Regions from separate parts of the Homo sapiens genome. Here region 2 is linked to region 1. Evidence: chromatin loops called from intact Hi-C (ENCODE). Cell type or tissue: endothelial cell of umbilical vein. All regions are shown on one strand. Each heading gives the region's core, and the rest is flanking DNA. Links, peaks and the distances in the headings are about the cores only. Region 1 overlaps MTHFD1L (methylenetetrahydrofolate dehydrogenase (NADP+ dependent) 1 like). Region 2 overlaps MTHFD1L (methylenetetrahydrofolate dehydrogenase (NADP+ dependent) 1 like).

Region 1 (11,462 bases), core at 213-8,212:
CCTAAAGAGACTGCGCCCTCCTCTGCTTCCCACCGCCAGGCCTGAGGGATTCCTTGTGGTGGCCAGGCCAAGACTTTTCTTCCCATATCATAACTCACAGTGAAGCTTTTTTTTTTGGAGATGGTGTCTTGCCCTGTCGCACAGGCTGGAGTACAGCGGCATGATCTCGGCTCACTGCAACCTCTGCCTCCCGGGCACAAGCGATTCTCCTGACTCAGCCTCCTGAGTAGCTACAGGTGTTTGCCACCACACCTGGCTAATTTTTTATTTTTGTATTTTTAGTAGAGATGGGGTTTCACCATGTTGGCCAGACTGGTCTCAAACTCCTGACCTTGTGATCCACCCGCCTCAGCCTCACAAAGTGCTGGGATTACAGGCGTTGAGCCAAGGTGACCAGCCAGTGAAGCTTTTCTTCATACAGATGGGGATTTTCAACTTTGTAATCAGGTTCCAAATTGTTTCAAAAGGCAATGATAGTATGATTACAATGGAAGATCCTTTCTTACTCTTTTTTTTTTTTTTTTTTTTGAGATGGAGTTTCGCTCTTGTCCCCCAGGCTGGAGTGCAATGGCACAATCTCAGCTCACTGCAACCTCCGCCTCCCGGGTTCAAGCGATTCTCCTGCCTCAGCTTCCCAAGTAGCTGGGATTACAGGAACCCACCACCACACCCGGCTAATTTTTTTTTTTTATTGTTAGTAGAGACGGGTTTTTGCCATGTTGGCCAGGCTGGTCTCAAAGTCCTGATCTCAGGTGATCTGCCCACCTTGGCCTCCCAAAGTGCTGGGATTACAGGCATGAGCCACCACACCCGACCCTTTCTTACCCTTTATATTAAGAATAATTTATTTTAGTGCCACCCAGTAATTTCTGTTAACTGACAAATTTCAAGTTAGTTGAAGGGCATAAGGATACTGATGGTCAATCTGGATACAAGACAGCAGCTTTATTAGAGAAACACCAGAAAACACTCGTTTCTAGTCCCCACCCCCTCAGTTGCTAGAAAGGTCACAGCTGCCTTTCAAGATAGCGAGGCACTGGGTCAGTAGTATCTTCTTCATACACAAAGAGCTCTAGGACCTTGCTGCTCAATGCGTGATTCGTGATCAACAGCATCAGCAGTATCTGAGAGCCTCTAAGACATGTGGAATCTTGGGCTCCCCACAAAGTTTACAGAATCAGAATCACATTGTTACAAGATCCCCAGGTGAGATGATTGTCCATTACAATCTGGGAAGCAAACCACTCTAGGAAGGGAATACTACTGAGTTAATACAAAGTAAATGTTTATGAAATACATACTTATATGCTGACGGTATGACCAGGACACCGATCGGAACTGGCGGGAGAAAAATTAACTAAGATATCAGAAACATTTAACATGATCAGTTTCCTTGCTGTGCTACAAACTTTCAAAATTTACAATTATAAGTGGCAGCTTATAATTTTGTTAAGTTGCTGTAGCAAGATTTACAAAATTGTTCCCCCTGTTACTGAACATTTGGGTTGTTTCCAATATAAACAATACTGCACTGAAAATATTTGTGCCTATGTGCTTTAATCTCTTTCAAATTACGTTCTTGGAATAAATTCCCAAGGGTAAGGTAATAGGGCCAGAGGACATAAAAAATTTTTATGACCATTGATATGCTTTTGACAAATTAAAAAAATTACATCAAAAATGTTCAATTTGGATAAATATAGCTACAAGCCATTTATCCTTTATTATGTGTTATTTGAACAAACAAAGTGGCAGAACAATTTCGAGAAATAAAAGACATTCCTCTTTATATAGTATTTGGGACAAATCTTGTGATTTTACTTGTAGTGGTCAAAATCAGAGAAAATCACTTACAGTAACAATCCTTACCTCAGTGGTACCTCCTGGTAATGCATTTGTTAACTTTAGCCGTTGGTGGCATCATGGACCCCAAAAGAGGGATAATCCGGGTGACTTTTGTCAAAAGTCATCACTGAGTGGGCTCCTGGAGGTGGAAGGCTGGACAATAAGGCCCCAGTACTGGATTATGCGGCGCTGTCCTGCAGGTTAGCACACGGACGGGACCCCGGATCCCTCCCAGCTGTGCACCTTGGCAAGTTCCTTGTTGGAAGGGTTAAGTGAGACGGCACAGGTACATTACTGAGTCACTGGGGTTTTTCTTGGTGCATACTGAGAACTCACAAAAATAGTTCACATCTTTGTAACCAAAAGGATAATTCTCCCACTTGCTAAAAATCATATTGAATTCCTAAGCATTTGTGGGAATTCCTGCTCCATCCAGGCGTTTTTCTCACTGGTAGAAGCTCACTCTTAGGGTCACTACCCTGAAGCCCTGCAGGGAAGTGGGAGAGAGAACATCTGCTATTCAACTAGAGAGAGCTGGAGGGCGGCACACTGGGAGGGACGGAGTTTGCCTGGGAGGGTTGGAGAGAGGGGGTGATGGAGTCAGGCTCTGAGAATCAAGTAGGATTTTTCCAAGCAGAGAAATGTGGAGTTGGGTATGGCAGGCAGAGACCAAGAGGAGGAAGGAGAGGGAGGAAAGAAGAGATTCATAGGTAAAGGCAGAGCCAGGGAAGAAATGGTCATGATGAAGGGAAATCATCCATCATGACTGGAGAAGTCATTATTTCACCAGCAAGACTGGTTCACTGGCCTGATTAGTACCGGGGAGTGGGACTGAAGTAACCCAAATGTTACGCATTTTTTTCAATGCCATGGTATTTTGAAAAACTGTTTAATGTCGCCCTATAGTTGGAGGTAGATTGTTGCATACATTTTACATAACGGGGGCTGATCAAGTGATCTCTAAGTTCTTTCCAACTGGATGCATATTTATGTGTTAAACTACCCTGTTAGATTGCAAGCTCCATGATGATACGGACCATGTGTTTGAGACATTAACATGTCAAGACACATAGAAGGCACTGAAGGAAAGTCACCATCTATCTCCAAACCAAATAAAAAGAGAGTAGCAGAAAAGCACATCTAAAAACACTTGGACACAAATATATTAATGAAAAGTTTCATTTATAACCATTGAATGCCCTTGAAAAATTGCAAGCTCAAATTCCCTTCAAAAACCTAGCTCCTCCCCCCTTCAATGCGCCCGTGTAGTCACCATGTTCTCCTGTCTTCAGTGGTTCCTGCTTCCCTAAAGTGCCTTAATATAAAAGTCAAGGCCACCCTTGTGTAAACTTCCTTCCCCTACCTTCATCTTCCTTCACACTCCCTGCCTCAGACTTCGTGCCTCTGTAATATCAAGCTTCCGGCACAGCCCACATACTCTATGTTACTTGTTGTCACCTCCAGACCTCTTTTCCCATGTGGAACATTCCTCTCTCCCCTCTCTGCCTCTTTAACCCGCTGTCCAAGACTCAGCTTGGATGTGCCATTTCCTGGAAGCTTGTCCTGATGCTTTCGGGCAAAGTTGGCTACTCCTCCCGCCCATCCCACCCTCCCGGCCCTGTGGTGTGCTCCCTTGCAGGGCCCTCATCTGTCACCACATGCAGCATCCTAAGTACACTGACGTGCCGTCTCCCACATGGAGGGCGGGACCACGCCTTATTCATCTGGTAGCTCCACTTCCTAACGCAGTACCTGGCACAAGCAGGTCAATGAAAAAACAGGATGGGACTTGGGAGCCAGTGATGTCAAGGCCACACTTCAATGGAAATAGACACATAAAATAGCATTACATAGAAGTACAAATATGTTCTTAGTCCTCCCTATCATACTTCCCTTTTTTTCTTACAATACTACAATGGTTTTACTGAAAGGCATAAATGTCATATCCGATAAAGATATGACCATCTAAAACATCTACACAGGCTAGCTAAGCTTAATTTCATATTTTAATTTACTTATTCATTTATTTTTGAAACGGAGTTTCACTCTTGTCGCCCAGGCTGGAGTGCAATGGCACGATCACAGCTCACTGCAACCTCCGTCTCCTGGGTTCAATTGATTCTCCCACCTCAGTCTCCCGAGTAGCTGGGATCACAGGCACCCGCCATCATGCCCGGCTAATTTTTGTATTGATGGGGTTTCACCATGTTTTATTTTTAAAAAGAGACCAATTGGAAACAAAAAAGTAGTAATAAAGAGAACTCTAGCTAGGGGACGAAAACAACATGCAGAAGTAAAGGTTCGAGGAGTTTGGCTTCCAAATGCAAAGGAAATAGACGAAGAATGGGAAGAAAATAAAAGAAAGTGCCAAATTCTCTCAGTTTGAAAACTGTCCTGAAATGCTGCATGTAATCACTTTTATGTCGTTTGTATTCAAATATCAGGCTGCCAAGGAAACAGAACATGGAAAAGGTATGCTGATGTGTAATCAGTAATTATGAAAGTAAAAACTACTTTAATAAGGTGCCACCAATTACTACGAACTTGGACACTGTGGAGTGCTGTGTATCTGTGCCTTAGGGGGCCTTGATATGAAGACCCATCTCGTGAGAAGGGGACAAACCACTCTTATAGGAAGGTTCCATTTCCTAGGTACTTCTTGGGAACTGCCAACATATATAACCTATAGGTTAGGTTTTCTTAGTGACTTGAAATGAGCAATTTATTCCCTTATCATATTTGCAGTTCTTAACAAAGCTTAAAAGAGATACAGGCCAAATAATTATTTAATGTTAAATTCAATATAGACTTGTTCTTAAGTCATGAAGCAAGTCCACATAGTAGGATTTAGCTTTGCTGAAAGGCATATCACGTAGACTTCTGAAAGCTGCATATTTAATAAGGCTTGTAATAAATTGTTTGCACAAGCCATAAGAATTATTTGTCTTGGCAATCTCTTTCCCTTTTGTTACAGCTATTCAACTTACAATATGAATGAAAACAGGAAACGCTGACTAATACTCTTATTGTGCAAGCACAGAAGCTGCTAGATAGTGATTCTATAGCATGGTTTGATTCAAACTTAAACCCGTAATCAGCTGAGAAAGGAAGGGTCAGTGGGTCTGAGTTGGGAAGGGACAATTTGGGTAAATACTGCTAGCAACCTGTACAGGAAACAGAGCTCTGGGTTCAGATGGAGAGTCAAAACAATTCTGGAAAGCCAGGCAGCTGCCTTTCCATGATCATCCACGGGTGCGGCCAGAGTTGTGTTGTAAAAATTAAGCAGAAACAATGATAACGGCAGAAACGAGAACACCAGAACAACACAACATTCCTGGCAGGCAAATGTAGTATCCATGATATTCTTCAGGGAGGGAGAGACGATTTCTACATCTTAAGTTATTCTGTATGTCCCCACCTTACTGCACACATTAAAGAAAGCTGCAGCGATAATTAGGACTTGGATTTTTTTGTTTGTTTTGAGATGGAGTCTCATTCTGTTGCCCAGGCTGGAGTGCAGTGGTGTGATCTTGGCTCACTGCAACCTCCGCCTCCCACGTTCAAGTGATTCTTCTGCCTCAGCCTCCCAAGTAACTGGGATTACAGGAGCGTGATTTTTGTATTTAGTAGAGACAGGATTTCACCATGTTGGCCAGGCTGGTCTCGAACTCCTGACCTCAAATGATCTGCCCGTCTCAGCCTCCCAAAGTGCTGGGATTACAGGCGTGAGTCCTGGCCAGGACTCAGATTTTAAAGTAATCACCAATCTCTCTCTCTCTTTTTTTTTTTTTTTTTTTAAAAAAAAGCATTAACATCCTCACTTCATTAGAAGGCCCTTTAAAATATGGGTTCATAAAACCCTACAGCTATGTGGGAACTGTATGGACAATGTACTCTAACTTTCTCCTGTGCACCAGGCCAGTTACTTTCTGGAGATAATGACACAAAGCCCAGTGTGGTGCCCCCGGTCCCTCTGATGCCCAGCCCAGGGTTCTGTCTGCTACATATGGCATTCTCCTCAAAAACATCATTAAACACTCACATCACAGAATTCAAGAACAACCTTTCTTTCTTCTCATTCAATAATTACTGAACCCCTACGATTGTGCCTAGTGTCTTGCCTAGTGTTTACACACAATCATCTGTGTGCCAGTGTCTTCATTTAGTGGAGAAACAGCCACAGGCACATTTTTAACATGACAAAGATGGGAAAGATTAATTCATCACCTAGTGAAAAAGAACGTCTTTCTGACCTTTCCCCCCTTTTTTTTTGGATATGGAGTTTCACTCTTTTTGCCCAGGCTGGAATGCAATGGTGCGATCTCGGCTTACTGCAACCTCCGCCCTCCAGGTTCGAGCGATTCTCCTGCCTCAGCCTCCCGAGTAGGTGGGACTACAGGCACCCACCACCACGCTCGGCTAATTTTTGTATTTTTTGTAGAGTCAGGGTTTCACCATGTTGGTCGGGCTGGTCTCGAACTTCTGACCTCAGGTGATCCGCCCACCTCGGCCTCCCAAAGTGTTGGGATTACAGGCGTGAGCCACGGCGCCCGGCCAACTTTTCTGTTTTTAATGTGTTTTTTGTTGTTGTTGTTGTTTTTCTTGAATTCTGTTTGGTACTTTCAAAATTGTGCTTATTTACCTGGATCCAGGTAAATTTGAATTCAGTTCTGTGCCACACTGATTTTTGGATGTTCTCATGCTTTAGTGCATTCACAGAACCCATTTCTGCAGAATCACAAATCCTAAGTACAGTTCAGCCCTTCTCGACTGGAGGCGGTTCTGCCTATTCCGCTCCCCACCTGGACACTTAGCAATGCCTGGAGACATTTTTGATTGTTGTAAATGGCATCTAGCAAGGATGCTGCTAAATATCCTATAATGCACAGGACAGCTGGGACCCTCCCCCCGCCAACAAGGAATAATCCACCCAAGGTCTCCATAGCACTGAGGCGCCGACAGCTTGCAGTGGCTCACGCAGGAGGAAGGAGCCTGGCGCTTTCTAGACGCCTCCTCTGAGAATATTACGAATGCACTACATGCTAGGCAGAAAGATTGTGCAAGATCATTATGCTAATCGTTGTAACCCTGTGCACTGTAAGATCCTGGAATATGAATTATCGCAGTAAAAATTCCGTCCAGCGTGGTTGGGATGTGTTGCGTCAACAGTATGGTCGCTACAACCCAGCACTCTCTGGAGAAGAAAAACAGTGATGAGGTGACTGCTGAACCAGCTTCACAGGGAAGAAGGGAAGGTCAACAGAAATGCTCTCAACATGGGGCAGCATGGGCGGCGGCAGCTGTCCGCCTTACCGCTCAATGTGCACACGATGGGGAAAAACCATTCTAAGAGACCGAGGCATGGGGAGAGGGCCTCAAGTTAACATTTGTGAAACATTTTCTATGTAGCCAGGCAATGTACTAGGTGTCCTGTCTCACTTCACCTTCAACATCTGTGAGGCATCTTTCTCCTCCATTTACAGTTTATGATACTAAGGACTGGAAAATTTTATAATTTTCCCCAAGGTCACACAGCTATTAAGCGATAGAGCTTGGACTAAAACCAAGGCCTGTCTGCTAGCAACCTCTGCCAAAGTCCCTGCTCCATACTCCTCATCAAACAATCAACTGATCACATAGCATTTCCCTAGCTGAGCTGCTTGGTCAGTTTTGCTTTCAGTGAAAATCTTAACACTTGGTACTTCAATAATACTCCAGCATTTAACAAGTAGCTCTAAATTATTTTCCTGAACTGAGAGGTAAGTGTGTCCAGGCTTTTGTTCTAACTGCAATAAGGCCCTGCTGTGATTACCAAAGTATGCAATCTAGAATGTTCTTTATGATCCTCCTTCCTTTCCACCCACCCTCCCTTCCTTTACTTAAGTCAGAGTGCTTGTTGTCTCTTTTAGAGCAATTCATTTAGAGATTATAAATCACCTCCTCTGCTAGTTCTTGGTCCATGTGTCAACAGTGATGAGTTCTGGGGCAGCAGCAGGGAGTATTCTGTTTGACAAAGAAACACTTCAGAGAGAGGATGCTCCAGGGACCACTTCCACCTGGACTTGGTACCCAACCCCAGGCAGGAACAGGCCACACAGGTAGAGAACACTGGCGCTGCAATCCGGCCTCCTGAGGTCCAGGTATTTTACCCACTCCCAGCCGAGTGATCAGATCCCAAGACTTGCCTTCCTAACCTCCCCCAGCCAGGCACCAGCTCTCCCTTCGCTGGATGGGAAATGAGTGACCCCAATGCTCTAGCCTGGGTTTTCTTTTCAAATTTTACTTTCTGTTGTCAGCACATGTGCATGGAGGGAAAAGAAAAGGCAAGAACCGCTTTAGATCTGAAATTCTCATTTCTGCTTTTACACTGGGGAAAACCCTCCTTGGACTTTGAAAAATAGTTAAACTGAAGTGCTGAGATAGTTTTTCCGTAAAGTTTTCTTAATTTCTACTTGAAATACCTGGATGTTGCCACCAGAATTGCAAATTAAACTTCTGCCTTGCTATGGCACTAAGAGGTCCTTTATTCCATGGGTACTCAGAAGATAAAGAAATTAGAACTGTCGGATTTCATGGCTACTTCACAATGGTAGCAACTTTTCTCTCCATGTGTGCAACAAACATATATCAAATATACAACATATTGAGTTCACCATTACGTCTGGACACGAACTTGAATTTATGGACTGCCAGAGGTTTCACAGAAGAACTAGTCCTTGCAACTAGCTCAGCTCAAAATAGGTTAAGAAATATGAGCGCACGGGGCGTATCTGGCTAACTTAATCATCAAAAGAATTTCTTGTAAATAAGAAAGAAAAATAAAACTGTAGCTTTCATTCAAGTAAAGGCTACACTTTGCTTCCTCACAACAAATCAAAAACAAAAATAGAAGCTTTGTAGAGGAACAAGCAAGGTGTATGCTGGACAGTACCTCATTCTGAAGCGCTGTTGGTGTTAACTGCCAAACAGTGCTAAAAGAAATAGAAAGTAGAATCTTCAGGCTGCCTTTTTCTGCCCTATATAAACATGTTTATTCAATGGCAGCTGTCTGCAGATAAACTCAAAAAAAGTCACAGCAACACATGAATTCTGAACTTGAATTAAAGGGGAGAAAGTGAGGATTGTAATGACTTTTTCAGTGACTACCAGGAGACAACACCAGGATAAATCATTCAATTAACTATAAGAGAAATTCGGCATTATTACTGCAGCTTAAAAATAGAACTTTGTTTAGAATATATTAATTTTGAGGATCCAACTCATCTTAAGTCAATGAAATTTCACTAACCACTAAATCCTTTCTGCTCTTTAGGATTTGTCTATTCAACATATAACCCTGTTTAGTTTTATTAAATATCTTGGAGTCGAATTTCCAGGAAGTATATAGAACTAACTAGACACATATCAGGAGACCTAAAGGAAAAAGAAACTGGCACAAACCTCAATTTTTTTCTTTTTTTTTTTTTTTTTGAGACAGAGTCTCTCCCTGTTGCCAGGCTGGAGTGCAGTGGCACGATCTCGGCTCACTGCAACCTCCACCTCCCTGGTTCAAGCAATTCTCCTGCCTCAGCCTCCCGAGTAGCTGGGACTACAGTTGTGCACCATCACACTCAGCTAATTTTTGTATTTTTAGTAGAGACGGGGTTTCACCATGTGGCCAGGATGGTCTCAATGTCTTGACCTCGTGATCCACCTGCCTCGGCTTCCCAAAATTCTGGGATTACAGGCATGAGCCACCACACCCAGCCCAAACCTCAATATTAATATTAGCACATGCCCTTCTTCCTTTCCACCTCTTTGGTGATGACCAAGTTCATACACATTAGGGGAAGATTGGAGGTGGTGCACAGAACATGAGGAAGTTACTGGGGACGTATTTGGGAAAAGCGATAGAGAAAGTAAGCAGTGTAAAGAGGAGACAGGTACACGTGAACATATTTTTGGTTGTAGTAAAAGCTTTGAAAATACCAATACCACTTAGACGTGCTTTTGTGTCAGAACTCAGAATTTCCTTCCTCCAGAGCATTAATTAGTTACAGACACCGGTTTACATTATTTAGAACCATCATGAGTCATCTTGTTTTGTAAGATGATTTTGACCAAAGTGAAATTTAATTTCCAAAAAGAAATGTTTCGATGAATATTATAAATTATACACATTTAAAATTATATGATTATACATGTAATAAATTATATAGGCTTATTTTTAGCTCCTTTATAAAAATCCATCAGAATTAAATTCATAAATCCATTATCCAAATAGTTCCCATGTTCTTGTAGGGAACAAGAACAGTTTGTACAGTGCCATGACTATGACCAGAGCTTTAAGCCTTCTGCTCTTGGCCAACAGTGGTGTTCCCCAATCCTGGTTAGAGGCCTGGGATTTTGGATGATTGCATGAGGGAAGAGCTCTATTCTTGCAACTCCTGAGAACTGGACACCAGGAAGTTAACTCAAAACAAATGAATTCTGACAGGCTTGGCCATTAACATGATTTAGCCCAAAATAATGGAAAGATGACACAGAACACTTTTTACTGAGCAGTTATGAAAACAAACCCAAAAGGGAAAGAAGTACAGAATTATGCAAAATGGTTGCAAAATGCAACATGGAAAATGCAATTATGCAAAAATGGTTGGCACCAGACTGAAGTGATTTTTGGCTTTTAAATTTTTTCAGATTTTGTAATATTTGCATATACATAACGAGATATCTTGGGGTTGGGACCCCTGTCTAAACATGAAATTCATTTATATTTCATATACTCCTTATAGACATAGCCTAAACTATATATATATATGTATATATATTTTTTTAAGACAGGGTCTCCCTCTGTTTGCCCAGGCTGGAGTGCAGTGACATGATCTTGGCTCACTGCAACCTCTGCCACCCAGTTCAAGTGATTCTCCCACCTCAGCCTCCCAAATAGCTGGGACTACAGGTGTGTGCCACCGTGCCCAGCTAATGTTTTTTTTTTTTTTTTGTATTTTTAGAGGAGACAGGGTTTCATCACCTTGCCTAGGCTGGTCTCGAACTCCTGAGCTCAAGTGATCTGCCTGCCCTGGCCTCCCAAAATGCTGGGATTACAGGTGTGAGCCACTGTGCCTGGCCCTGGACAATAGTTTTAATAATTTTGTGCATATATGAAAGATTTAACTGCATGCTGACTGCAACCCGCCACACGAGATCAGGTGTGGAATTTTCCACTGGTGGCATCATGTTGTCACTCAAAAAACTTTGGATTTTTGAGCACTTCTTTGGATTTTGGATTTTTGAATTAGGGATGCTTAACCTGTGTAAACAATAAAAGGTAAAAACATTTTACTTTAAAACTTCCTAGGAAAGAACAGTTTCAAAAACCATGCAGTAACTTTTTTTTGGTACCATTAATGTAACTTAGCAAGAGAAACTATGATTATTGAATTCAAAAACAAAGTAAATATGCCAGCATTCCTGGCAGGACAACTTAGATTACAGAATAAATTAAGACAGACAGAAGGAAAATATCTTAAACTTTACAATTATAAGATCGTACAATGTAGTAACTCAATACAAGCAGGCTGATCATGGACTTTTGAACCAAGATAGAGTCCCAGTAGTTTGTCATTATATAAATT
Region 2 (11,462 bases), core at 1,580-9,579, 54 kb before region 1:
AGGTCAAGGGTTCGAGACCAGTCTGGCCAACATGGTGAAACCTCATCTCTACTAAAAATACAAGCAAATTAGCTGGGCGTAGTGGCACGCCTGTAATCCCAGCTACTTGGGGAGGCTGAGGCAGGAGAATCACTTGAACCCAGGAGGTGGAGGTTGCAGTGATCCAAGATCACACCACTGCACTCCAGCCTGGGTGACAGAGGGAGACTCCATCTCAAAACAAAAAAACAAAAAAACAAAAAAAAAACAAAAAAAGAATAGTAACACATTTTAAGATTAGCAAACACTTGCTACCTTGAAAAGTTATGAGCTATGAGTTGGTTTAATATTTTAAGAGTTTTTTGGGAACAATAGTGAATATTAAACCAACCTTCAGTAAGTTGTGGGACAATTATTTCTAACAAGTTAAAAATAATTTAACACTGGCTGGGCACGGCGGCTCATGCCTATAATTCCAGCACTTTGGGAGGCCGAGGCAGGCGGATCACAAGGTCAGGAGTTCAAGAACAGCCTGGCCAAGATGGTAAAACCCTGTCTCTACTAAAAATACAAAACATTAGCCGGATGCAGTGGCAGGCACCTGTAATCCCAGATACTCGGGAGGCTGAGGCAGGAGAATCACTCGAATCCGGGGGGGCGGAGGTTGCAATGAGCCAAGATCACACCACTGTACTCCAGCCTGGGCGACAGAGTGACTCCATCTCAAATAATAATAATAATAATAATTTAACACTTCAAGAATATTTATCAGGACTTAAAAATGGCATAAAAGCAAAACATTTCAGATTTATGACATACGTAGTACTTTTTTTGGAAGCAAGCTCTATAAGTGAAATCAGAGATTATAAAGAGACAACTCTTCAAATTGACTTTTTGCCAAGTATTGGCCGATTTTCATTTAAAGTTCATTGATTCTCCAGAACTTTAAAATAGCATATTTTAAAAGACAATTTGATTTTACATTTTGAGAAGCTCTCAATCTGTGAGTTCATCCAGGAGTGGCCTGGTCCCAGTAGAAAGATTCATGACAAAGATACACTGAATGTCCTTTAAAATTCTAAGTAGCATGTGCTGAAAATAAGCACTTCCAGAAATGCTCATAACTTCCTGCAGCAACTATAATATTATACTCTGCTTTATTCAAATCTGAAAAAAAAAAACCCAAAACACAAATTCATGTCTTTGATTTTAAAGGTATATTTTCAAATATTTCATTAACTTCCAACATGAGGCCAGTTACTTCTTCCTATCCCATTCTTGACATTTGGATGTTTAATTATTTAATTCTTACATTCCCTTAACAGTCTAAAATACATTTGCATAAGTTTGCAACAGTATCAGATGGAAGGCTTCATGAATTTGTCAATATTATTTTTGGCTAGCTCAATGGAAAAGAAACATGCTATGCTAGGCTAATAGCATAAAATTTTGAACAGGGAAATAAGCAAACCGCCCTTACATCTGCATAAGACACATTTGTTGGTAAAGTTGAAAAGAAAGATGGGCGTTTAACTAGATTACTCATCATACAAAATATTCAGCCTTTTCCCTGTGCTATGCTGCACAATGTCAATTAATCATGTTTGAAAGCTGAAAGAACAAAGACCATTTAGATGACAAACGAGGCAATAAATGAAGCTGAGATAGGAATAAAGATTCAAGAGGGAAAAGTTTTGTTTCTTTTAATATATATAGAGAGAGAGACTACACAAATGACCTGTAACTTGTTTTAAAATTTACAGTCTACCATTAAGTTTTACTTGACACCTACTTGATGATATCCTCCAAGACAACTTAGAATATTGCAATATTATTATGGGTAGGATGTGTGACTGTAGAAAAAACAGCCAGCAAACATGTAAATGTATCCAATCTAGTCCTAAAAAGGCTGGAGTGAGCATCAAGGAAAGTCAGTTCTTTAGGCATCCAAATTAACACCAAAGACCAAAGCCAAATCACATGTGCTGAGCGAAGTGGATCTCTTTTCTTTAATTTTTTTTTTTATTGTACTTTAAGTTCTAGGGTACATGCGCACAAGGTGCAGGTTTGTTACATATGTATACATGTGCCATGTTGGTGTGCTGCACCCATTAACTCGACATTTACATTAGGTATATCTCCTAATGCTATCCCTCCCCCCTCCTCCCACCCCACAACAGGGTGAAGTGGATATCTTAAAGAGCAACAGCTGTATATATATATATATATGGCTGTCTTGTATCCTTCTATCCAAGTTAAAGGCCATCCAAGAATGAAATCCAAAACTGGAGAAATGTGTAGCAGCAACTTCATTTTACAGTTTGCAGGTTTCACTTTATCTTTTACCAGAGCTTCAAGCAAATAATAAACTTGTTTTGAGTTTGATTTATTTTCATTTCCCATATCCAAAGGGTTACTCTGCCTACTCCTGCCCCCAACACAGTCCTAATATATAAGATGTGTTCTTCATCTATCTCTTTCTTGGCTCTAGAATATAAGTAACTTGAGGGCAAAGACTTTGTCCCATTTATCTTTTTATTCCTAGTGGCAAACAGAGTGCCTGTTAACATAAAAATCTGTTAAACAGACACAAGAGCAAAGAGGAGCAAAAGGTCTTTTTTTTTGAGATGGAGTCTCTGTTCTCCAGGCTGGAGTGCAGTGGCGCGATCTTGGCTCACTGCAAGCTCTGCCCCCCGGATTCACGCCATTCTCCTACCTCAGCCTCCCGAGTAGCTGGGACTACAGGTGCACGCCACCAAGCCTGGCTAATTTTTTTTGTATTTTTAGTAGAGACGGGGTTTCATCGTATTAGCTAGAATGGTCTCGATCTCCTGACCTCGTGATCCGCTCGCCTCGGCCTTCCAAAGTGCTGGGATTACAGGCGTGAGCCACCGCACCCGGCCTTGGAGAGAAAGGTCTTAATGATTCACTGTTCTTTGTAAATCAAGGTGGACTGAACATGAACAGTTGACTTAGAGGCTGCTTAGAAATTCCTTCCAGGTAGAGGCCTTGATGTGATCAGCTCTCCTTTTGAGGGTCTGAGGACCAGGATCTTTGGGAAATAAGTTGTATTAACCAAACTTACAAGGGCCTGATTTATAACCTAAATGCCATTTTGTTCTTTTATGAACAATGCCTGACTTTGTCATTTTGTGAGGCAGTCTGGTATGATGGAAGGAGTAACAGACTTGAAATAGAAAAATGTGCAACCAAGCCACATCGCTGGGGACTCAGTTTTCTCATTTTTATAATGTGAAGAACTAGATGGTCTCTATGGTGGTTTAAAGGAATACAGGGTTAGACTTTCTCTCTAGAAGACCTGGTTTTAATGACCCTTTGAGGGGCTAATGACTCCAGAAACTTTCATTGATAGCACAGATGTCTCCAGTGAACCTCAGACTCAATACGGAACTGTGCAGTGGACATCTTCACTGTAAATTACAACAAATGCTTCAGATCCAACATGTTAGTAACCAAATCCACTACTGTGTAGGAAAGAAATAATGTAGCAGGCCTGAGTCTGAGAACTTGGATTGTGGGAGGGTTTCAACTATCCTCTAACTGACAAGAGGGGCTCACTGTGCCTAAATTTCACAAACAAAATGGTCTATGCTGAACATTTGCTTTTGTTCTGAGAGACTGAAATTTGGTACGTGACCATTACCCAATAAAAACCTTGGGGACTGAGTCTCTAATGAGCCTCTTCTGCAGACAATATTTCAGGTGTCGTCATAGTTCAATGCTGGAGGAACTAAGTGTATCTTGTGTGACTCTATGGGGAGAGTACTCTGGAAGCTTGCGCCTGAGCTCCCCTGGACTTGACCCCACGTGCTGTTTCCTTTTGCTAATTTTGCTTTGTATCCTTGTGCTGTAATAAATCATGGTCTTAGGGGCTCCCAACACAACTATCTTCCGCCTAAAATTGTTTCTAGGTTCTTTATTGCTTATCTAAACAAATGACAACCCCAGTCATTAAGCGAACAAGTCAGAAATCTGAGAGCCATTTCTGCATTCCCTCTTCCCCGCTCCTGTTCATTGAGTTTAGTTCATTCTAGTTCGGTAATTGCTCTCATTCCCATCCCCTGCCTACACCTCAGGTTAGGCCCTGGGTATTTCTTGCCTACTACTTTCTAAATAGGTCTTCATGACTAATTTCTCCGTTTTCCACTCCACCTTCCAGACTGCTGCCTGAGTGATCTCTCTGAAACATGAATGTAATTATGATATTGCTGTACTTAAAATCCCCAGGTCCTGACTCCTAAGCTTGACGCTCAAGGCCTCACAAGACCTGGGTCTTGCTTTCCTGCCCAGTGTCACAGCTCATTCCAAATCTCCTGTTTCCTCCCCATGCAGTGGCCATGGTAAAGGCTTACAGCAATGTTCTCTCCTGCCTTCATGCTGCGGACTTGCTGCCTCCTTGTCCCTCGACCCCTGGTGAGTCTGTTCTCGTCCTTCATGATCCGGCTTAGGTAACCCCATTCCTGGCCTGACTTCCCTATCCCTGCCAGCCCCCCATGGCATCTGCTCCCTGGCTCCTGGAGCAGGGGGCTCCCTCTGTCCCAGACGTCAGCTCTTTCAGCTGTCTCTATATTTAACTTGTGTGCCTCTCTAGCCTGTGAACTCTGCAAGTGCAAGGTCCAGGCCTATGTTGTTGTTGTTTGTTCTTCTAATGGCCTAGTACCCAGCACTCCTCAATAAATATTAAATGAGTGAATCAGAAATGAGGCATTTGCGTGGTTGCACAGTGATGCATCCATTAAGCTAGAATGGCCTAATGAATCATCTCCGTTCATCTGAGGATTGTGTACCAAAAGGGAGAAGGTTAGTCACTTACAAGGAGAGAACTCTAGCACCTGGACTCTCCTGGTAAGAACAATAAAATCTCATTCTTCAGGGCTCCCTTTTCTGAATTCCACATGGTCCTATACCTTCTGGCGTCCCTATTCCAGCCCAAGGCAATGCAATTATTTACTATGTAAACGTTAACTGAGTTGTTTATGGCAGGGTTGCTTCCCACAAATGCAGTGCTGTTCATCTTAGAGATGTCCTCTTGCTGACCTTGGCCTGCACTGCCCTTCCCTTAAATCCCAATATCCTTGCTCAAGTCTCTCTTGTACCCGCCCTACATTAGAGGAAGGGCTTGAGTCTGGAACCAGGCAAAGCCAAAACCCACTGAAAGCATCAACTCGCTCGTAAATAAAGCGGGCGACTCCCTAGTGCATGGTGTAAGACACCGAGTTAGAGCCTTCCCTTACCATCCCGTAACTGAGCAGCACAGACCCACCGTGCAGAGAGCACAGCCACCCTCCAGACTGTGGGTAGGAAATGCAGCATCATTTCCACTTTCGAAACTGCTCTGGGAAACGCCAGTCTCCGGGCAGCTTGATTAGCAAGAATACTTCATATCACAAAGAGTGTTAGGAACAAAACTTATTTAACAAAATGGTAAGAGCAGAGCCTCAATACTGTGGGAAGGACCTGATGGCTTTTAGAGCATTTTACTCCTTTGGTAGTTCTCATTTCTCACCAAAAAAGAACATTTTCAAATTTTATATTCTGATTTTATAAAAACAACAATCATGGCCAGGTGCGGTGGCTCGTATCTGTAATCCCAGCACTTTGGGAGGCTGAGGTGAGCGGATCACCTGAGGTCAGGAGTTCGAGAGCAGCCTGGCCAACATGGCAAAACCCCAACTCTACTAATACAAAAATTAGCTGTGCGTGGTGGCGCAGGCAGGAAAATCGCTTGAACCCAGGAGGCGAAGGTTGCAGTGAGCCGAGATCATGCCACTGCATCCCAGCCTGGGGAAAAGAGTGAGACTGCATCTAAAACAACCACCACAACCACCACCACCACCACCACCACCACCAGTTTAGAACTGTAGCAGCCTGGAGCTAAAAGGCCCTGGAGAACATCATCCCACCTCAGGGGGAAGGGAGCCACTCTGTGGCCAGGGCAGGACTTTGGGCCCAGAGAGCCCGACTCCTTCAGCGCGCTTACCACTGCTCCAGCCTGCCCCTCACTGAGGCACTGCCTCAACTTTGATTAAAAAACCAACACATTTCCTTTAGAAGCTCTGTGGGCCAGGTGCGGTGGCTCACGCCTGTACTCCCAGCACTTTGGAAGCTGACACGGGGTGATCACCTGAGGTCAGGAGTTCAAGACCAGCCTGGCCAATATGGTGAAACCCCGTCTCTATTAAAAATACAAAAAAAATTAGCCTGGCGTGGCGGCACATGCCTGTAATACTGATGAGATGCTATTAAATAAGTTAAAACAGTAAAAAACAACCCTTTGGTCCATACCACAGGGGTCCCTGACTGATGTGCACGTGTCCACAAGACTCACATGGCCAGGCCAGGCCAAGCCACTCAGGCAGGGGCAGGAGTCCTTGAAAAGGAGGGTGGCGTGGGCCCTCCTGAGCCATGGCTGTCCCTTGTCACAGAGGCAAATTACACAGACTCCCATAAATAACAGTCTTCACCATACAGCTCCACCTCGGGGGTTAAATGGGTTTCTGTAGGCTAATTGCCGTCTCTCATACTGAAAATCTGCAAATGTATATGGAATTAATTCTGGCTGGCTGTCAGCCAGTAGGTCATCCTTCAAAGCAAGCAAAACACATTTCTGTACAGTGTACCCACAGCTTTCTGAAAGATCAGAAATGCAGCCTTTGCCAGGACAAATGCCAAAAACGGATGTGACAGAGCCCGAGCATCAGTGCTCCCACGCCACCTCCTCCACTCAGAGCCCCGGCACGGCCCCAGCTGGCCCTGACCCACCCAGAGGGTCTTGCTGTACTAGATACTCCTCTTTCTTATCTCTCTGTTGAGAAGCTATTTATATTTCATTAGAATGTCAGTGCAATAAACCAGCTTAAGCTCTTGCTAGGTATGGAAATGAGCAAGAGAAAAGGCAAAGCTTAAGCCCTCCATGGATAAGCCACAGGTTCTCTGAATAGCAGTAAAAATAAGGCCTCCAGCTGGGCATGGTGGCTTATGCCTGAAATCCTAGCACTTTGGGAGGTGGTGGCAGGCAGATAATGTGCGGTCAGGAGTTTGAGACCAGTCTGGCCAATATGGTGAAACTGTCTCTTCTAAAAATACAAAAATTAGCTGGGCATGGTGGCACGCGCCTGTAATCCCAGCTACTTGGGAGGCTGAGGCAGGAAAATCACTTGAGCCTGGGAGGCGGAGGTTGCAGTGAGCCGAGATGGCACCACTGCACTCCAGCCTGGGCCACAGAGCCAGACTCCGTCTCAAACAAACAAACAAAAGGTCATGCATACGGCTCTCCTCGAAGGTAAGACTGTTCTGTGGAATGTTTTGAGAAAGAAAAGGTAGAAATACTATCTTATCGTATATGTGTGTGTGTGAGTATTTTTGACAGGGGGAGTCTAGGTCTCATGGGTCTTTTTGTTTTTTTAAGACAGGGTCTCACTCTGTTGCCCAGGCTGGAGTGCAGTGGCGCAATCACAGCTCACTTCAGCCTTTACCTCCTGGGCCCAAGCGATGGTCCCACCCCAGCCTCCTGAGTAGCTGGGACTACAGGTGCACACCACTGAGCCCAGTAACTTTTTGTAGAGATGAGTTTTCATTATGTTGCCCAGGCTGGTCTCAAACTCCTGGGCTCAAGCAATCCACCCACCTCAGCCTCCCAAAATGTTGGGATTACAGACGTGAGCCACAGTACCTGGCCGGTCTCTCAGGCCTTAAAGCAGTCTGAGTCACCACCATTATTATATTTTGCCTCCAATTTTCCATATGTCCATTCCAGAAAGGGGAGGTTGATTTCAGCGAAGAACATGAGCAGGTTTGCCTTAGAATGAAATTTAAAAATTAGATTGACAGAAATCAGGATCATGGAAAATACATAATGGAGCAGAGTCAAGATTCAGTTAGAAGGCAGGCACTGGGTCCAGCAAGCCTACAATTACCAGAGCTGAACTGTTCATTAGTTATAATTAGAGCAAACAACAAAGGACACTCAGCCCCAGCCCCAGGATATGTCTGGTTCATATGGAGAAGGCATTTTCATTCCCTGGGGGAAAAAGCAAAAAACCCCAAAATACAAATAAAACAGACAATAACAACAAACAAACTAAAGAACCCCAACATTTATTGTCAGGACTGAAAAAAATTCATTCCACAACTGGAACCCACTGTGTGCCAAGTGCTAGGCCTGGCATTTAGGATTCAGAGATGAATAGGATTCCGTCCCTTCCCTCCCAGGTCAGAACACCTTGTGGGGAAACAGACAAGCACACAGGCTTGTAACTGGAGCTGTAAGTCTACAGTAGAAGTCCTGCTTGGAAAAGGAGCAACCCAGGAAACCCTCTCTGTGAGCTTTCCAGAGGGGATGGCAGGTGAGAGAACAGGGCCCTGCTGTTGCGTATTGGTGAGGATCTTCCCCACAGCACCAGTGTCCCTCAAAAGGTGACAAGAACACGACGTTATAGAACACGTCGCTGAAGGCAATTCCACACAATATAAATGCACAGCTCTAAGAGGTTCAGCTTGGTCTGGGGATAAAAACTAGACCATCTCCAGAGGAATGGACAGACTGCATTCTTCAGATAATTCTCCAGGCATCATTGCCCAAGCAGGCCTTTCAGAAAAAGCCGGGTGGCTGTGGTTCAAAGTCCTATTCTCTGGCAATGGCATGGAGTGAATCCACTCTGCCATGCCGATGGAGTGTGCTCCCATGCCCAGCACGTCAGTCACTTGGCCAGCAGGGTTGACAATACTTTTGTGAAACTGTGTACCCAAATCAAGTCTCTCACCTAAAAAGGTGACTAACCCACCCAAACACAGAACAACAGCCAGGGAATCTCTCAGAAAATAGTTCTAGACTTGCTTCAAGAATATGAACCTAACGGATGACAGAAAGTCCAGGATCCACACCATGCCACGTGGTGGGCCGTATCTGGTTTAGGAGAGTTCCAGAGTGCAAGTGACGGGTCAGCCAGAAAAGCTGTAGGAAAATCTCCACAAGGCACAATAGACATGTTCCCCTTTGAGCAACACAATTTTCTAACAGCCAATAGGAAATAACAGTTCGAAAATTTATCCTAAAATTTACTAAACTTTTAAAGGCTATGTGGAATTAATGCATTATCAAGCAAGAGTAGATAATTGGAAGCTACCCTTTCCTATTATACAGTTCTTGGAATCAAGAGTTACTTACAGTAACTGATAGGATGTGAAAATAAGACTATAGAATCAGCACAAAGGCCAGGTGCGGTGGCTCTCGCCTGTAATCCCAACACTTTGGGAGGCCGAGGCAGGCAGATCACCCGAGGTCGGGAGCTTGAGAACAGCCTGACCAACATGGAGAAACTCTGTCTCTACTAAAAATACAAAATTAGCCGGCGTGGTAGTGAGCACCTGCAATCCCAGCTACTTGGGAGGCTGAGGCAGGAGAATCACTTGAACCTGGGAGGCGGAGGTTGCGGTGAGCCGAGATCGCGCCACTGCACTCCAGCCTGGGCAACAAGAGCAAAACTCCATCTCCAAAAACAAAAAAAAAAAAAAAAGATTCAGCACAAACATAGTATATAATATTTCTGGGGTTGAATCCTGGGTTTGCTACTTTCTATCTTTACTAGGAGGGCAAGTTCCTGAAGCTCTTCCTGCTCTGGTTTCCTTGCATGTAAAACCGAGATGGAGATTTTAATCTACCTCAAGAGGTGCTGGGGGCATTAATGAGTTAATACACACAAAGCACTCAGAGCACTAGCTGGCACCTAGTAAGTGCTCAATAAATGTTCTAGTTAAGTTTTTTTTTTTTCCTTGAGACGGAGTCTCCCTCTGTCACCTAGTCTAGTCCAGTGGCGCGAACTAGGCTCACTGCAAACTCCATCTCCTGGGTTTAAGCGATTCTTCTGCCTCAGCCTTCTGAGTAGCTGGGATTACAGGCACCCAACACCATGCCCGGCTAATTTTTGTATTTTTAGTAGAAATGAGGTTTCACCACGTTGGCCAGGCTGGTCTCAAAATCCTGACCTCAAGTGATCTGCCTGCCTCAGCCTCTCAAAGTGCTGGGATTACAGGCATGACCCACCAGGCTCGGCTGAATTACGGTTTTAATTTTTATCTTTGTAATTTATTTAAACATTCCTTTATTCCTGCTTGCTTTTCTATGTATTTTTACACTGTTGACGTTATGCTCTACTAAATCTCATTTTTCTCCACTCAACACACTATTTCTCCAAGTCATTAAACATTTTAAACACGTAATCACTGTACATGTACATATTTAGAGACAATCATTCTGGTCCCGAAACTACCTAGGCATTACTATCTTTAGCTTCCTTTTGATGGGTCTTTTTTGGATTACCCATTTTATTTAGGGGGAAAGAACTGATTATTTGGGGGTAGAAAGATGTCAGTTCATGTGCTCAATAGAGAAGATGCAGGGGAAAAAATTACAAGTCAAGATCTTTGAAGATGTACTGAACTGCTGCTGGCCGAGTTTTTGTTTTTAAAGTAATGACGTAGAGAGCACTGACTGCATGTTGATAACACTCCGGAGAGGGGCCGGGAATGTCAGAGTCTGCTGCAAAGGGGACTCGTGCACTTCGGATGAACTGGAGCACTCCATCATTGTCCTCAGCTTGACTCTGTGATCACAAAGAAGTGCTAGAGAAGGATTTATGGACGCGTGTTTTTTCAATGCTGCAAAGATCCCCCATCATGGTGTCCCTGTACCATTAACCATTTACTGTCCAAATAAGATTTCCCATCTGAAGCTCTAATTCATAAACTTAACTTTATTACTCTTCATGAAACCTTCTGTTCTTTTTCGTGATGTTGTTGTAGCAATCATTTTTTTTCTGTCTGAAATACTTCCTACTCCAAAGAAAGATATAAGTTTCCAATTTATGCCTCAAATGAAAACTAACAATGCTTCAAAGACGCTGAATGAATCTCCCCTTGGAACCTGGCTGTTAGGTGGTTTGGTGTCTCTCTTCTCTCTCCCTGCCGAAATGTTTCCATCTCAAAATAGGAGCACATTCCACTCTTTTATGACAAACATCATAAAGTTAAAATTAAAAGTTAAAATCATAAAGTTATCAAAATTAAAATAACCTCCAGATTCCAAACCAGCTTTAACAAAAAGTCAGTTACCGTTATCATAAATAATAAAAAACTGTACAGCTATCTGTGCAATGATAAGCATTTTTTTTTTTTTTTTTGAGATGGAGTCTCACTCTGTCACCCAGGCTGGAGTACAGTGCCACAATCTCGGCTCACTGCAACCTCCACCTCCCGGGTTCAAGAGATTCTCCTGCCTCAGCCTCCCTAGTAGCTGGGATTATAGGAGTCCAACACCATGCCCAGCTAATTTTTGTATTTTTAGTAGAGAGGGGGTTTCACCATGTTGGCCAGTTTGGTCTTCAATTCCCGACCTCAGGTGATCCACCTGCCTCAGCCTCCCAAAGTGCTGAGATTATAGGCATGAGCCACTGCGCCTGGCCAGC

The links. A loop is a pair of places that touch in the nucleus more often than their neighbours do. Peaks named below come from ENCODE experiments on the same cell type or tissue, not always from the same donor. Only the 100,000 strongest peaks of a DNase experiment are listed, where the experiment ranks them.
Region 2: it touches region 1 in a loop (4-fold over the local background); 4 of 110 quality-filtered maps call a loop at or near these places.

What each region holds. Positions count from the first base shown.
Region 1 is chr6:150,998,189-151,009,650 of GRCh38, reverse strand. The region is part of intron 20 of MTHFD1L (methylenetetrahydrofolate dehydrogenase (NADP+ dependent) 1 like); the gene reads right to left. Among named protein-coding and RNA genes, the nearest start is that of MIR12131, 99 kb to the left of the region's middle. RefSeq lists an enhancer at 1-695. In endothelial cell of umbilical vein, for the core only: no CTCF peak of the experiment used is centred there; a DNase peak (open chromatin) is centred at 4,960; H3K27ac peaks cover 4,456 bases.
Region 2 is chr6:151,053,575-151,065,036 of GRCh38, reverse strand. The region is part of intron 26 of MTHFD1L (methylenetetrahydrofolate dehydrogenase (NADP+ dependent) 1 like); the gene reads right to left. Among named protein-coding and RNA genes, the nearest start is that of MIR12131, 43 kb to the left of the region's middle. RefSeq lists a cis regulatory region at 3,439 and enhancers at 3,355-3,524, 3,772-4,971. In endothelial cell of umbilical vein, for the core only: no CTCF peak of the experiment used is centred there; DNase peaks (open chromatin) are centred at 4,726 and 5,276; H3K27ac peaks cover 5,505 bases.